2 separate regions of the Mus musculus genome follow, and region 1 is linked to region 2. Evidence: chromatin loops called from intact Hi-C (ENCODE). Cell type or tissue: left cerebral cortex. All regions are shown on one strand. Links, peaks and the distances in the headings refer to the core of each region. The heading gives the core; the rest is flanking DNA. Region 1 holds the start of Strip1 (striatin interacting protein 1). Region 2 holds the start of Gm52629 (a long non-coding RNA gene).

Region 1 (8,332 bases), core at 157-8,156, 53 kb after region 2:
TGTCTACTTATAAATAATTTCCTAAGCTGGGTTGGTGGTTCACACTGCAGGCTGTTTCCTACTGAAAGGAGAGGCTGAAGGACATAATTTGAAAACAAACAGATCATACCTAAGATGATATAGAGTTGTAGAGAGAGAAAAGTGAGATCAAGCTAAACTGAAACGCACTTAGGAGACTTGCTTTACAATAAGCTTTATTATAAAAATACATTGATACAAAAGTAGAACTTGGTCTCATTCCTATCATGATGACAACCTTTTCCTGCAGATTTAAGGAGCTAGGATTGAGTAACTGGCCTGATGCTTGCTTTCAAATGTGCCCTGCCTTCCAGGTAAGTGACCAACATCACTTTCTGGCACTCCTAAAGCTCACGACTGTTTGGAAGATCCCCTAAGGCAGAAGAGTTCAGCCAGTTCACAGTCTATCCTCCATGATGGCTTGTCTTCCCATCCTCGAGGCGCTTTCAAAATTCTTTCTGTGACCTGAGAGATTGCTCAGTTAACAGAGACGCGCGTGCGAGCACACACACACACACACACACACACACGTACACACACGTACACACACACACACCCCCCTAGCCTCACATTTCATATGAAGAATTCCAACAAATACTTAAAGTGAGCCCATGGACAGGCAACCACTCTTGCTACACTTCTGTAAACAGTCAGGCCACATTTAGTCTTACCTGATTATCTTTAGAAATGGGGTGGGGTGGGGGGGCGCGGAGGGTGTGAGCGTGACCTGGGAGTGGTAGCACATGCCTTTAATCCCAGCACTCGGGAGGCAGAGGCAGGCAGATTTCTGAGTTCGAGGCCAGCCTGGTCTACAGAGTGAGTTCCAGGACAGCCACGGCTACAGTGAAACCCTGTCTCTCTCACACACAGAAAGAAAGAAAGAAAGAAAGAAAGAAAGAAAGAAAGAAAGAAAGAAAGAAAGAAAGAAGAAAGGAAGAAAGAGAGAAAAGGGGGGAGGGGGGAGACTGGTGTATAAGGCCCAGGGTTTAATTTCAATTCCAGTAACATACACAAAGTTATTCCATCAAACTACACCCCTGTATCTGTAACCCATGTGTTTAGGGCCAAAATGTTGGCTTTTGCATCTCCACTAATTCAGGCTTCATCACTAGTCTTCAATATACCCAACAAAGACACAAATGAAGAAGGAGATAGAGGTGGGGGGAGGAGGAGGAGAAGAAAGAAGGAGGAGGAGGAAGAAGGAAGAAGGGGAGGAAAAGGAGAACAACAACACACAAAGATTTCATCGATGTGAACATTGTAAAGAGAAACACATAAGGTGTTTACTGATCCCAAATCTGTCTTTGGGGAAACTTACTTTAGATTTAAATAGAATTAGAATTGAGATTGAGGGCGGGAGATAGGAAAATTCCAGCAGACCTGGGCAAGTGTGGTCTGGTTATCATCCTCTCAGTGTTGGTTCTATGAGATGGTAGAAGTCCTTTTTACTTAAGGGACAAGCTGGTTCTCAGGAGTTGATTCTTTCTCCTCCAGGGTGCACAGGCCATGATAGAAAGAGCTGTTCGTCATCCGGGGATGCTGTGTTCTGTGAGGCTTTGCCACTCCTGATGTCTAGAGGGTTGAGGCCAGTGACCAAGAGTCTTGTACCTGCTTCTTGGGGAGGGAGGTTTCTGGAGGAGGACACTGTAAAAAGTAACATTAAAACCATCTTGGTTACTCCTATGTGTTTGGCACTCAGACGTGACGGAGAATGAGGTGAGAGGCCACCATTTTTGGATGATTGCTCTTTGAGTCAATACAGATGTGAGCAGGTAATTCAGAGTAAACGAGACAGCTACAAAATGAAGGCAGAAAAGCAAGAGCCACTTCTAAGGGATTATTAAACACACCCTCATTTCCCCATGATTTCTCTGTTATATTTTCAATTTCAGTTTTATTTATTCATTTGTTTATCTCCCCCATGTGAATGTAAACTCCACGAAGACTAGAATCCTATTTTTGTTCATTATTATATCCTTAAAAGTATTTGTCAGTGGCTTGAGGACAGATACAACTTCATACTGTTATCCTTAGCCCCCAAGAGTCTCTCTCTCTCTCTCTCTCTCTCTCTCTCTCTCTCTCTCTCTCTCTCTCTCTCTCTCTTTCTCTGTCTCTCTCTCTCTCTGTCTCTCTTCACTTCAAGTTCAAGACAGGGTTTCTCTGTATAGTCCTGGCTGTCCCGGAACTCACTTTGTAAACCAGGCTGGCCTCGAACTCAGAAATCTGCCTGCCTCTGACTCCCAAGTGCTGGGATTAAAGGCGTGCGCCACCAACGCCCGGCTTTTTCCCCTGTTTTGATAAGTGAGATTATTAACGTGGCTCCAGAGGTGTCTTGGATGGAGTTATAATCTGATAAGTAAAACCAGGAGTCCCCAGGGTTGCACAAGGTGTTTCTTACAGAGTCCTACTGACTTGGAGGTTTTTCAGCTGGAAGGTTAGAGAAAAGCCACAACCAGTTGTTAATTGTACAGAAATTCTTTGCTAGGAAAACGTGTCAACTAGACCCATGAGTCAGGAATTGCTTTCTTTAATGATGTCTCCCTAATTTCCCCTTTCATCCTGCCTCACCTTGAACAGGGAGGGCTCTAAAGACAGGCAAAGCGATGATAGACAACGAATTAAAGTGTTAAGTCTCATGGATAAAAAAGACATCTAAAGGGATTCCTGCGAGCCCAGCCGCACGTCTCCGGCTTAGTTCCACGGGAAGGAGGGAGGGGAAACTAAATGACAAAGCCAGGAAAGACCTTGGGAGGTGATTGGCAGTTGCGGCTTTCGACACACGCAGCCACACTGAATATGGCGATTGGGGAAATTTCCTGGAGGAAATCACGCGAGAGTTGCCTGACGGGAGGCCGTCCGCGAATTGAGCCGGGGGTGTGGAGCAGCCAAGATGGAGCCGGCAGCCGCCGGTCCCGGCCCTCTGATTGTGAACAACAAGCAGCCGCAGCCGCCACCTCCTCCGCCGCCTGCCACCGCGCAGCCTCCTCCTGGGGCGCCGAGGGCCGCCGGAGGCCTCCTGCCGGGGGGCAAAGCCCGCGAGTTCAACCGCAACCAGCGCAAAGACTCGGAGGTCAGAGCTGCAGGGGGGCGAGGCTGGCACCGGGCGGGTGACAGAGGGGGTCCCGGGAGACCGGGGCGGCATCCGGGCCCAGCCGGGCTTCCCGACGGCTTGACAGGGACCCTGGGAGCTGTCACTTTACCGGGAACCGTGCAGTTAGCTAGGCTGGCAGCCGCCACAGCCCCGGGGAGGAAAGCCCGGAGCCCTGTCACCAACTCTGCTGCGGCCGGGGGAAGAAGGTCCCCGAGCCGGGGATGGCCGGTCGCCCCCGGGGGCGTGGCCTGAGGCACAGCCCTCCTGGGGTGCAAAATCGGTGGTCTGCTGGCTGGTTAGCCCCTCATCCTTTCCGGCCTCTGATCTTAGCAGGGTGGTGGGCCACGCCAGTTGGCAGCGAAGGGACCCAGGAGAGTTTAGCGGGCGCTTAGAACAGGGCTTCTCTCTCTAGTGCTGCTTGGCCGGCCCCAGGTTGTGTGAGTAGCAGAGAGAGCACATTGTGGCTTCCCTCCGAATTTTAGTCAGCGCTGGATCAAACCGCGGCCAGACATTGCCAAGTATTTTTGCATGCCCAGTGAGCCCAGTTGCTGAGCTGTGAAGGGATCAGAAGTACACAAAGGGCGCCGGATTCTCCTCCTTGCTAGTGAGCTGCGATTCCCTTTGCCCGCGCTGTCTGGAGCTATTCACCTCGCCCCAAGTTAAAATTCCTCCCACTGCTTCCGTTTGCAGAATTCATGAATGAACACACACCCGTCTCGTCGCAGCATTTCAGGGCTTCCTCATCAGCACATTCATTCCCAGAGCGCTTACTACGCAATCTCCTCCACCTGAGACAACTTCCAGTGTGATGAACAGCCAGGCACTTACCGAGAGGGAATTCCTCAAATTCAAATTTGATGCTTCAGCTAGTACCAGATACTAAAGATAGTGTCTTTAAGCCTAAGAAATCAGTTCCCTCCAAACATTTTGTTGTTGTCGCAGGCTCAAATTCTGATAACTTATGTCACAAAGGAACAAGCCCAGAGTTGAGAGGATGAGTTTAGAGTGGCTTTTTTGAAAAAGATGGACCTTTTAGGAGCCTTTTGTTGTGGAATGATGGGTGATCAGTGGCTACTTCTCAGTGATCTCTTAAGTACGAAGGAGTATGGAAGTTAAGTTTGTAAGACCTTTAATGACCAGACTTGTCCAGGTTTTCTGAAGAGAACCCTGAGAATTGAACTACACCTTCAAATTTCTCTTTTTAAATGTTTGAGTGGACTGGAGAGATGGTTCAGTGGTTAAGAGAACTTGCTGTTCTCTCAGAGGATCCCAGCACCCAAGTTGGGCCGCTCACAACTGCCTATTAGCACACTAGCTCCTAGGGATCCAGTACTGTCCTTTTGTCCTCCATGGGCACATGTATACACACACAGATAAACACATAATACATTTAAAATAAGTGCTTTAGGGATGGCGGGATAGCTCAGCAGGTAAAGTAGTTTTAAATTTTCCTGAAAAGCCACAAAATAGTCAGATAAATACCCTTTTGTGCATTTTATTTTATTTGTTGTTTGTTTGCTTCTTTGTTTTTTGTTTTGTTTTTGTTTTTGAGACAGGGTTTCTCTGTGTAGCTTTAGCTGTCCTAGAACTCTGCTCTGCAGATGGGGCTGGCCTCAAACTCAACAGAGATTCATCTGCCTCTTGAGTGCTAGGATTAAAGGTGTGCACCACCCCTTATTCGTGTTATTATGTGGTGCTGAGAATCAGATTCAGGGCCTTGTGCAAGGTAGGCAAACACTATACTGCTGAGGTATGTCCTCAGCCTCTATTACATGTTTTTATTTCTCTTCCTACCTTTAATTTCACTGGATTCAACATCTGGAAGGCCCATCACATCGATCTGTGTCCTTGTGTTGGAGGTGCTGATGCTGCACACCCTTCTGGTGACAGCTGAAGTCAGTAGTTTGGGGATCTGATCAGTGCCTAGAGCACAAGGAGGCTCAGTATGTGCCAGGTAAACTTTATTAGTCCTCAAAACTAGCCAAGGCAGTCGAGCATGCTTCCAGTCACAACACTCCGGAAGCTGAGCAAGGAGAATCAGAGTTCAAGGCCAGCCTGGGCTGCATAGTAAAACCTTGTCTCTATAAAAATACACTGGGGGGGGGGGGCTAAGAAATGGTAATGGATTTGGGGGTGAATAAGACCACAATATATTATATAATGGGAATGAAACTGTCAAAAAAAAAAAAAAGGTCTTAAGCTAAGTTTGAAGCAGAGTTTTGTCATTCCCATTGGGTAAATGAAACTCAACCTCAGTAATGTATACAAATGTTGATTTTAGTTGTGTTTTAATGGGACTGGGACTTGAACCCAGGACTCTACACATGGTAGGTAATCATTTTACCACTAAACTCTGTCTCTAGCCTAGAAGCTCAGTAGTGTATGGAAGTGTCCATTAGTGCCCATTAATAAGGAATAGAGTTATGGCTTGTGGGCATATTATGTCATGTCAGGGGTCATTATCAGTTAGAAGGTTTTCCCTGACCCCACTCTCCATCTCACTCACCCACCCAGCTGCATGCTGAGAATTAAGCCCAGGATCTAGCACCTACTAGGAAGGTGCTCTGTGCTGAACTGTACCCTCTGGTCTTGCAAGTACATTAGTCAGGGCTGGGCTTAGCCTTTTGATCTTGATGCTTCTCTCTTCCCAGTACAAGGCTTCCAAGATGGCGTGTTCTCAGGAATCACCTATCCCTAACAGATTCTCATTGCACTCTCTCCTGTGTGTGGGAGGCAGGCCAATCTGTTCCATTTCTGCTTTCTCTCTCAGTTCTCACTGAAAATTGAGATGGGGCAGGGTGGCTGAGGGTTTCAGTGCTCATTTTATCCTTAGCTGTATATAGTCCACAGCTCAGAAAGAAGTGAGACTCCCAGATATTCAGTACTATATGGAGTGGTCAGTTACTGCACAACGTAGATAGAAGTTTTGTGTTTATTATTGAACAGGTATGTCACGGAGAGCAATGGTCAGTAAAACAGAGTTTCTGTTTTGAGGAACTTGCTGTCTTACGGAGAGGAAGATGAAAAAAGAAAAATTCAGTGAATAATTGTAGTACAGAGTGGGTGCTTTGAAGGTGAAATACAGGGTGCTGGACAGGGCGTAAAGGGGACTTCCATTAGTTCAGGAGACAAAATATTGTGATAAAACATCAAGAAAAAGTAGAGGCATTGACGTCACGCAGTGCAGTCTCTGAGACGTGTTTACCCGTAAAGTCTCAGGAGGATCTTTATGTGACGATCTTTTCATTCACCAGGGCTATTCCGAATCTCCAGACCTGGAGTTTGAGTATGCCGACACAGACAAGTGGGCTGCAGAGCTTGCAGGTAAAGAACAGGCCTTTGTGTTCTTTGATGGGAGTTTTAACTGGGTTCCTAAGAAGATTAAGACTGGCTGTTTTCCTACTTATTCCTATTAATGATATTTGAAACATAAATTAGCTGTTTAAGTTGGACCACGTATGTGGACATTTGGGATTGCCTTTTATTTCCACGAAGACTCAGGTTTGAAGTCAACTGAATTGGTTAGCGCCCAGTCCCATGTAATGTCAATGGTGGTACTCATTGACATACCAAATGAACAGTGATCTCTCACACATGAGTGAGTCACGGGAATGCTAGCCACTGTGCTTGCATCTTGGCACATCTGTTGCTGCTACTGCTGTTGATGGGGAGTGTGAGGTCAGCAGGAGCTGCTTCTCCTCCAGTCTTCACAAGCATTCCTCGGGACGTGACACTAAAGGCATAGATTCAGGGTGATGGCCACCTCTGATACAGCGCAGTTTGATGCACATCTTACTAGAAATGCCTGGATCTATGATCCACTGACAGTGCAGTGGCCCCTGTGATCTCTTCGAGCACATCAGAACACTGAGGCCTTCCTCACTCAGTGATTAGAGAGAGTAGTCAGAGTCACTGTGAATCAGACAGGAATGGAGTTGGGGCTGGGAAGGAAAGCCTGAATTTCTCTGCTGCATGGGAGATCTGATGTGGATAGGAGACAACTTTGCTCTTTGACAGAGCTTTACAGCTACACAGAAGGACCAGAATTCCTGATGAATCGAAAATGCTTTGAGGAGGACTTCCGGATCCATGGTAAGACCATTTCCCTCACTTCTCGGTTCCCTATCCCATCAGGACAGCACAGGACTTCTCTTCATTGTCTAATTGATGTAGGCCATGCAGGAGTATGAACAGTTGTTGTGCTGCTTGTTTAAGGCCAGACTTGACATGGAGAGTGGGCCTTCTGGGCACTCTGATGGCAACAGTAGTGTGACCTTATCCCTATGAAAGAGTAACTTGTCCTTCTGGTCCTGTGACTGTCCTGATTTGAAAGGTTAACACAGTCCATTCCATTGTGAGGAATGGTGTGGGCTCAATTATAAGTGTCTCTTGCCCTGCAGTGTCAGACAAGAAGTGGACTGAGCTGGATACCAACCAGCACCGGACCCACGCCATGAGGCTTCTGGATGGCTTGGAGGTCACTGCCCGAGAGAAGAGACTCAAGGTGGCCCGAGCCATTCTCTATGTTGCCCAAGGTACTGTGAGTATGACCCGGCACCTCTGCCAGTGATAGTGCCTGGTTATGTATGGAGGGGCTCGGCAAGCTCTGCCCTGTGTTTACAGGTACCTTTGGAGAGTGCAGCTCAGAGGCAGAAGTGCAGTTCTGGATGCGCTACAACATATTTCTGCTCCTGGAGGTGGGCACGTTCAATGCCTTGGTGGAGCTTCTGAACATGGAAATAGAGTGAGCACTTCTACTGAGGGGCTTCCATAGGGAAGGGAGCAGTGGGAAGTGAGCCCGAGCTTCTAGAACTAGCATTTGAGACAGGTAAATAGGCCATTTAAGGTGAAGGAGCTGTTCCAGGCTGTTGGGAATATACAGGGTTGAACAGTGGAGAACCTACTTAATGATTTCTTGGAAAATAATATAATAAAGACAAAGATGAGAAAATAAAGTTGTAGAGAAGGGTGTGAGGTTCCCATGCTGCTAGGATGTAATGAGGGGTTCTTGTGCTGGCTCCACACACTCTGTAATGCTGGACCGTTGGTACCTGAGCAGATCCTGTTCTGCCCAAAACACACCCAAAAGAAACTTCTCATCTTGAACTCTTTGATATTCCCTTCAGCATGACACCAAACCCAAATGTGACATGTAGGTACAACAAAGCTTGCCGCCTCTGGTCCTTTGTCCTATGGGCAGGTCAGCTACTGCTCGTTTAAGGA
Region 2 (8,332 bases), core at 233-8,232:
TATAGGGGTCGCCCAAGACCTTCCTGCATATCAGATATTTACATTAAGATTCATAATAGTAGCAAAATTACAGTTATGACGTAGCAATGAAAATAATTTTATGATTGGGTCACCACAGCATGAGGAAATTTATTAAAGTATCTTGAGTGGACTGGCCCTTGAAACAGTAGGGGACTGCTTTCCCCACCTAGTTCCAAAAGGAGAAATGCTACTAAGCTTGTGGCTTGTTTGGGATTTTTGTTTAGTTTTTGTTCTTTTACACTTCAGTGTCAAAGTTGCCTTAAGCAAATCACGTAACCCCAGCTGCTACCCCATCCTGTTTCTGTATGCAGCCCTTAGATAATGCTAGTTTTTGAAAATAACAAATTGTTTTGTAAACCATAAGCTATTAATTTGAGACAGACAATATAAGTATAAAAGTCAAGGAAATCTGGGTATTTAGAATCTTATTGCTTATTAAATTTTATTTCTTTGTATGTATGCGGGTAGGTGTGCATGTAGAAGTCTACCATATTTGTCCCAGGATTGAATTTTGCTCTGTCAGACTTGGTAGCATTCACCATTTTCCACTGAGCCATTTCACCAGCCTGATATTAATGATTTTATTGTTTAATATGCTAGTACATGTTGCTTTTAAACTTCTTTCCTCATCAACTTTAAATAAAAATTCTAATGTAGTAGTCCCTATGTTGTGAGGATTGTTCTTTGTGTATCAGGAGTTTTTTAAAAATTGAAAATTGTTTAAATTACAAATATCATGGTAGTATTACATGTTGAGAAAATAGCTCTTGCAAAACAAAATTTAATGTTTATTTTGGTATGCTGTGCAATATTAGCAAGAGAACTTGATCTTTGTGCTCCTGCACACACCACTGGCTAGAAAACAATAGAAGGCAGGGCTCAGGAAAACCCAAACTTGCATATGCTGGTCCCCACTGTAGATGGGTGGCATATTACACTCCTGGAATGATAGGTAACTTTTGTTTTAAAACAACTCCAGAGAAGCCACAACTGACAGTCCTTCCCGGCTTTCTTGCTTCTTACAAGCCACATAAAATAGTAGTTTCATAATAAGTTTTTTATGTAAGCTTGAAGTATGAAAACTAAAATCAGCTGAAGCTGATCAGTAGGGGTTTTACTTTCTCTTTTCAAGTTGAAACCATGTAACCCAGCTATAGGATACATTGTGAAAGGTCCCATTGGCTCCTTTAGAAATAATTGTGGTTGCTACATAGTTACTAGTTAACATGGGCTCCTGGAAGTCAGGTTTATTTTGTTATGTTTTGACAGCTTGAGCCTATACGCTTATGGGAAGCAGCTAATGGACAACAACTTAAAAAAAAGTGATATAGGTCCTGTCTGGTTAGCTCAGGGCTCAAAACACCAGTTCTCATTGACTTTATAGCCACACATTGGTAGCTGCTTATAGTTCCACCACTTAAACACTAGTTGGTAGACTATTTCTTCATCTCCAGTTAGACATAGTCTAGCCTTCCCAAATGCTGAGCTGACTCACAGCGTGATTCACTTACTAGACATATGCATGAATTTAAAATGTAATTGATTTTTAAATCTCACATAAGCTGTACTTCAGACCAAAGAAGAAAAATTTGATTTTAAATATCATCTTCCTGTTGTTAGGTTACCCAGTGGTGCCAGAGAACCAAGTGGGCATCTTTTTAGATCTATCCACTGTTTGTGTTTGCTTCCTTGTTAAATTATTTTCCCGTAGTCATGTGTGTGAAGTGTACAAATAGGCCTGTTTGTAAGCAATTGACAAGGCTCCCTCTTTAAAAAAAGAGCATCTCCACCTAGGTTGCAGTAGGACATGCCAATTTAACATAAAGGTGCCATTTAGCATGTCATTGGCATAGAGAGAAAGGTGAATACAGTAAGCTAGCTTGGTCTTTCTCAGGCTAGCCTGGAATTTATGATCCTCCTGCCTTGGCTAGGATCACAGGTTTGTGCTGCCATAACTGTCTTCTGACCTGATTTTTAATACATGCTCTATGAGTCTAAACAAAGTGACTTCCAAAGAGGGACAGAATGTGCAGAAGATTTTAGCATGATACCTTTTGAGGAAGTAAGAGAAGGAAAATGAGAATGTAACATGTATTTGCTGGAAGAAAGCCAACACGAAAACATATGGAAGCCAATGAAAATTGGCTGAAGGGAAGTGAGCCTCTGGATACAAGTGTAAAGCTTTAGTCATGTCTGTTTTATATGTCAAGGTAAGATTTAATAGGCGAGGGAAAACATGAAATGTTAAAAATCTTTGGAAACACAAATGAGCTCAACTAGCACAGGAAATCTAAGCTAATGTATCACATTGGTTGTGCAGGCTTCCAGGAAACACTACTTGGACTGTATATCCTTCCTGAAATGTGTAAGGACAGTAAGGACTTGAAAGAAATCTCCTTACCTTTGCATTTACGTTTGTATACACGGTGGCACAGAATGTGGAGGTCACAGGACAGACATGGGTGTCAGGCCTTGCCTTCCTCCTTGCTTGAGACAGTGTTATTCACTGCTTCATGTGCCTGTGAGACTTTTCTGCCCCCCACCCCCAACTCACATAAAAGCAAAAGGACAAAAACAAACAGTATCAACAAAAGCCAGCTTTCTAATGTGGTTCTCTGATACCTGTTGTGCCCTCTGGCATACGCATGTTCCGCCTGCATATGTACATCATTCACAATAGTAAAATAAAATGTTTTTAAATATGCACGTTTACCATTCTTTTGGGTTTTTTGAGACAGAGTCTCACTATATAGGTCTGGCTCTTCTGGAACTCATTATGTAGACCAAGCTTGTTCCCAAACCCACAGAGAGTCATCTGCCTCCCAAGTGCTGGGATTAAAGACATGCACCTCTACCCAGCTTATTAGTCTTAAATGTTATAATGCTATTGAGATTTGGTAGGAGAGTATCTTAATTCTTAATTCTCAGATGAATTCCAAAGAATTTATTAGAATTTCTATATTTGTACCTTATTATTTGCCTCTATTATATGAAAGTATGCATCCACATATATATGTGAGTGTATGTATATACCACATGAAAATTCAAAGGTTCATTCTAAATCAAAAGTATATACATATTTATTATACTGTTCTTTTGAAGTTTTCTTTTGTGTTAAGAATGATAAGTCTGGGGCTGGGGAGATGGCTCAATGGGTAAGAGCTCTGACTGCTCTTCTGAAGGTCCCGAGTTCAAATCCCAGCAACCACATGGTGGCTCACAACCACCCGTAATGAGATCTGATGCCCTCTTCTGGTATATCTGAAGACAACTACAGTGTACTTATAATAAATCTTAAAAAAAAAAAAAAAGAATGATAAGTCTGAGCCGGGTGTGGTGGCGCACGCCTTTAATCCCAGCACTTGGGAGGCAGAGGCAGGCGAATTTCTGAGTTCAAAGCCGGCTGGACTACAGAGTGAGTTCCAGGACAGCCAGGGCTATACAGAGAAACTGTCTTGAAAAAAACAAAACAACAACAAAAAGAATGTTGAGTCTAAGGAAATGAAAGCTCCAGCAGCCGTGCTGGGAGAGAAGGGTGGCAAGTCCTTCCTAACACCTTACTAAAGTAATGCAGATGCTTTGTGGAACCAGAGTCGACAGTTACTAGTGCTGAGATGCCAGGAGATGCATGTTAGGAGGGGTAGGCTAGCATGATCTGAGGGGAAGGCAGTTAGGCTAAGTAGAAAGTGTAAAGTTGGTCTGACTGTGCTTTGCAGTATGTTGCCAATTGTGGTTTTTAGAAGATTAGTGAGGCCACCTCTGTGCTGCTTCAACACCTTCAAAAAAACAGAATAAAAAAAGCCATTTGCTATTTTTACCTTTGGTTGGCAACTGCTTGGTTGAGACTGTAGAAGCCAGTGAAGAGTTGTCTCTTGAAGAAAAGGGGTAGTGGCTGATGGTAATACCACTTGTGCTTTGGGAAGTTTTCAAGTATTGTCTTTCATAGTTTCAGTGACTCAGTATATGGGCCTGATTGCACCTCATTCTTTCTCACACTAACCTGCCTTGACACTGTATCACATTGATTCTCATTTTGAAAGGCATAATTTGTCTGACTGTGGAATTGGATTCTAGTAGTGTGTTATTGGTGACATCCAAAAGGGTAGAGTGGAGGAAAGATATGTGTGTTGTGATTAGTCAGCCTGCCCACCCACTCCCTCCTGGAAACTCAGGCCCCATCTGGGGAGACTAGAACTTAAGAAACTTGAGACAGAGGGAAGATGGAATAGCCAAAACCTGCTGGGTTTTAGAAAATGTTTCTGTACCAGGAAATGAAAGAGGCTGAAGGGCCTACTTTGGCTCTGTAGCTCAAAAATGATCCTTTTTCAATTCGTCTTCTCTGATGTATGTGTTTGAGGGCAAGTTATTGGAAAGAAAAGACCCTCCCTTTTTTATTTATCTATTTATTTTATGTATTTGAGTGTTATGTTTTCATGAACACCACAAAACAGAATCAGATTCCATTATAGATGGTTGTGAGTCACCATATGGGTGCTAGGAATTGAACTCAGGAATTGAGCCATCTCTCCATTCCTCCTTTAGGAAACTATTTTTATCTAACTGAAGTAAAAGATAGTAGACTTCGGTTTTTCTTGTTTGACAGTATTGCTATTTATTGTTGTTATTTTGGAGGGGAGGGGATACATTTAAAATAGGAATCAGACTGATCTCTGCTAAGACGGAAAAAAAAGATGCTATATTGGGGAGGGTAGCTGACTGTTTGACCTCTTTTCTATCCTCTGAAAGGTAGTGGCTGGAAGTAGTCTTAAAAGGAATAATTAGCTGGAAGATGTATGGAGAAGGGATTTTTAAAAGATGTAGGAACCTTAGACAGTGTTTTAATATACATCTTAGTAATTGTCCTTGTTAAATTTTCTAGTTTCTGATAGTCTTTTTTGGCTCAATGCTGGTACCTAAGAAATATGCTACCCATAATTTCTTAAACAGCAGAATTCTGAGCACAATATGCACAGAAGGCAATGGGACAGAATATGTATATTTTTAAATGCCTCAGAAAACCAAAAGAGGGGTACTGGGCCCTCAGTTAATCTCAGAGGTTAGAAAGACGGGTCTTCCCATGCACACCTAAGGTTTGCTTTCTTAATGATTTGTTTTCCTAGTGCTTGCTGTTTACCTTTGTGTCTAGTTCTTCACCCTTAGGAGAAAACCTTCCTGAGGAAATTAAAAGCTGTTAGATAGGTATGTGAAATAACAAAGTTAATAAGATGCCTGGCCTAACCTCTAATTTTTGGAGGACCCACATTAAACGATATGGCATAGACGCAAGACATCGTGTCTACTAAACTATTTGAAAAGCTGCTTTAAAATAGCATCTTAAACTGGCCTGAAATTTAATTGGGTTTTAAAGATACAACAAATAGACTTCAGTGTTTGTGTGTGTTATGGTAGCCAGCGTGTTCCTAGAGGAATGGTGAAAGTTCACAGCAAAGCCATCTGTTACTATTACATGGAGAGTTGAAGTACATACACAGATTTTGAGAGAGCTTTAGTTCTTGCATCGATCTTTCATAGGATGAAGTACTTAGTGCTAAGTGAATATGTTGACTAAAAGAATATAATGCACGTTGTATATTGTCCTGATCATTGTCACTTATCCATAGGATCATAGTAGTGTTCTAGTAGGTTTTCATTTTAATTTCCTCTAATTGGATAGAGAGAAGGTAAATTTGAATTAGGTATGGGAAGAGGGGAGGGCAGCTGAGCTATAGTGTGTGTAGATCATATATTTTCAGAAGTAAACTCAACTTTGGGTAGTAAAAAGTATTAAGATCAATTAAACAAATAATTACAGTTATTTTTCTTTTGAAGTTTATAACGTTTTTGGGTTGCCTGTGTTCCCTTTGTCTTGGTAAGTACTGTACCATCTTGTAGATCACTCTGTCACTATACCAACCATAATGAACCCAAATTATTAGGTCAAGCTTTTCCTAATGGGCCTCAGTGTTACAGAGAACTCAGTCCAACCATCATAAGTTGTGCTTTAAAATAGCACACTATACTGATATGTACTATACTGGCCTTCAAATGCAGCAAGTAGACATTGTTTGGATGTGCTCGATGGAAAATGGTCGATGTACCCTATCCTTCCTCAGATATGCTGTTAATCTGAGAGTGGAGCCGAGTTGTACTTGGGGTACTTTGTCTATGTTTCCTTCTTTCTTCCTTGTACTTACTACCTTATGCTAAAGCACCCCAGTGAAAACCTAACAGTTGGAGGAAATCATAACAATAAGAAGTAATACAAACCATGCTTTTGCAATTGTCTTTGGGTTTTCTTTTATCCAAATGACCATATTTTTCCACTTAACTACTGAGTTTAACCCAAACAGAAAGCTGCTATTAGATCTGGTTTCACTAGAAACCAGAAGTTGGTTTTGGCAGCAGTATCCTTATTTACAGCATAAAGGTGAACAGCATGCGAAGATTCTTTCCACCAAGGGAGGAACAGCTGCTAGCTGGAAAGAACCTGTAGAGTTAGACCCCTGGGGGAAACGGGCAGAGCCATGGCATTCAGAAGCAGCTGCTGTGAGACGAGACTCTGCAGCTTGTAGTTCAGGGTAGCAGAGAAGACAAGGATATCATGCATCTGTGTGCTGCTGGACCACCTTACAGACAGCTATCCACTATGCCAGTACTTGAGTTAACACTGCCTACTTCAAATGTGGACAAGATCTATTATTTGAGAGATGGGGTGTTAGGAGCACTGCACATAGTAGTAAGCTACTTGCCATAGTCTACTATTTTTAGATGGGAAAGATTTTGCTAAGCTTTAGACCGCTGATAAGCTTTATTAATACAAGGAGAGATTATGTCTATTAATCTCCGGTTGCTGAAGAAATATTTCTAACTTGCTACAACTGCTTCTCTATGTTTTTTATCTAAAAATCTGCAAGTGTTACTGAAGTGCCTTCCCCCACCTCACTGCAACGTAGGTGGTATCTGGAATCATGCCCAGAACCTTTTGAAAAAAAAAGTAGAAGAAGAAGGGGAGGAGGAGGAGAGGGAATCTAACAGCCAGGAGAAGGGAGCACTTCCGAACAGGCTGCCCATGCCAGCAGCAGGGAACCCTGTGGAGGAAGTGCTGCCTCTGGAGCTGTTACAGCCACTAAGGAACTCTTGACTATATTTTTTTCACTGCCAAAGTAACTGCATATTAGGTTGGAATTCGTTGCTTTGGTCATCTCTCCTTGATTTACATCTTGCCTATTGAAGAAGTGAAAGTGTAATTGGAAATCCTATTTAGAAGGATTTAGTTTTTGTTTGTTTTTCTTTTTGAATGCAGCTATGCATTTGAAGTACTTAAAATTAAATTTTTAACATTTAAAGTAAAATATCTTGGGCTTTATGATGATATTTGTTAATCATATTCTGAAATGATATATGTGGCTCAGCTTGGGTTGTAATTGTCTTTGAAGCTTGACTTAATATTGTACGAGAAAAGAGTTTTAAAGGTTTACTTATTCTGCAGATGTTTATTAAATACCTTCCTGCATGTGTGAGGCCCTGACCTGCTCTGGGGGTATGTAGTTCTTCTTTATGTCTTCAGTGTCTGTTTTCAGACTTAATAAAACAGGCTCTCCCTTTCTGTGTCAGAGTTGCCTGAAGAAGAACTTCCACAGTTAGATGGTGAACCGAGATGAGTTGTAAACACGCAGGTTTCTGTCTCTGATCTATTTGATTCTGTCCTCTGCGTTTGTGCTTAGTGGGAACCATGCTGAATAGGAAGTTCAGGACAAGCCAGTGTCCCCTTGTTTGCTACTTTATGACTGTAGAGTCCTACCAGTTCTGTTTTTCATTTGTTCATTCTAACTGCCGATTGATTCCAGAGCTACAAACCAAAGCTTGGTTCTTAGGCTGCAGTGTCACCCCAGCAGAGACTGTATGTGTTGGGAGAGGAGGATTGTACAGCTGTAGCTAATGTAGAGTCTACTTTTTAAAATGTGTCATTTTGTGTATATGGATGATTTGCCTGTCTGCATGTTTGTGCACAGCATGAGTTCAATACCTTAAGAGAAGGGAGTCGGGTCATCTTAGGCTCAAGTTATAGACAGTTGTGAGCTGCCATATTGGGGCTGGGGATAGAACTCAGGTCCTCTGGGAAAGCATCCAGTGCTTTTAACCACTGAACTATTACCCCAGTTTCTGGTTTCCTCTTTTCTAGCTTGAAAGTGTTGATGACTGGGTCATTTGTATTATGCAGAAAAACTTTTCACCTATGATAGTATACAGTTTCATTGATACTATTTGCTAACAACATAATTTAATAGTTTCTCCATAGGAACCTTTTCAG

What was found. Hi-C counts contacts between places; a loop is a spot of excess contacts. Peaks named below come from ENCODE experiments on the same cell type or tissue, not always from the same donor. Only the 100,000 strongest peaks of a DNase experiment are listed, where the experiment ranks them.
Region 1: a loop joins it to region 2, with 2.4 times the contacts of the local background. A loop is called at or near these places in 7 of 42 quality-filtered maps.

The regions. Positions count from the first base shown.
Region 1 is chr3:107,626,257-107,634,588 of GRCm38, reverse strand. It overlaps Strip1 (striatin interacting protein 1), which reads left to right and starts at 2,879. Exons shown (of 21, transcript NM_153563.2): 1 at 2,879-3,088; 2 at 6,364-6,433; 3 at 7,127-7,201; 4 at 7,510-7,644; 5 at 7,733-7,853. The coding sequence starts at 2,909. Gm10961 (a long non-coding RNA gene) reads right to left here and starts at 2,988. Exons shown (of 3, transcript XR_375960.3): 1 at 2,587-2,988; 2 at 1,399-1,662; 3 at 1-483. In left cerebral cortex, for the core only: no CTCF peak of the experiment used is centred there; DNase peaks (open chromatin) are centred at 2,835, 3,725 and 5,845; H3K4me3 peaks cover 1,958 bases; H3K27ac peaks cover 1,833 bases.
Region 2 is chr3:107,679,636-107,687,967 of GRCm38, reverse strand. The region is part of intron 1 of Ahcyl1 (S-adenosylhomocysteine hydrolase-like 1); the gene reads left to right. Gm52629 (a long non-coding RNA gene) reads left to right here and starts at 3,433. Exons shown (of 2, transcript XR_003954676.1): 1 at 3,433-7,199; 2 at 7,511-8,332. In left cerebral cortex, for the core only: a CTCF peak has its summit at 3,257 (motif pointing left); DNase peaks (open chromatin) are centred at 3,835, 4,171, 6,696, 7,033 and 1 more place; H3K27ac peaks cover 6,149 bases.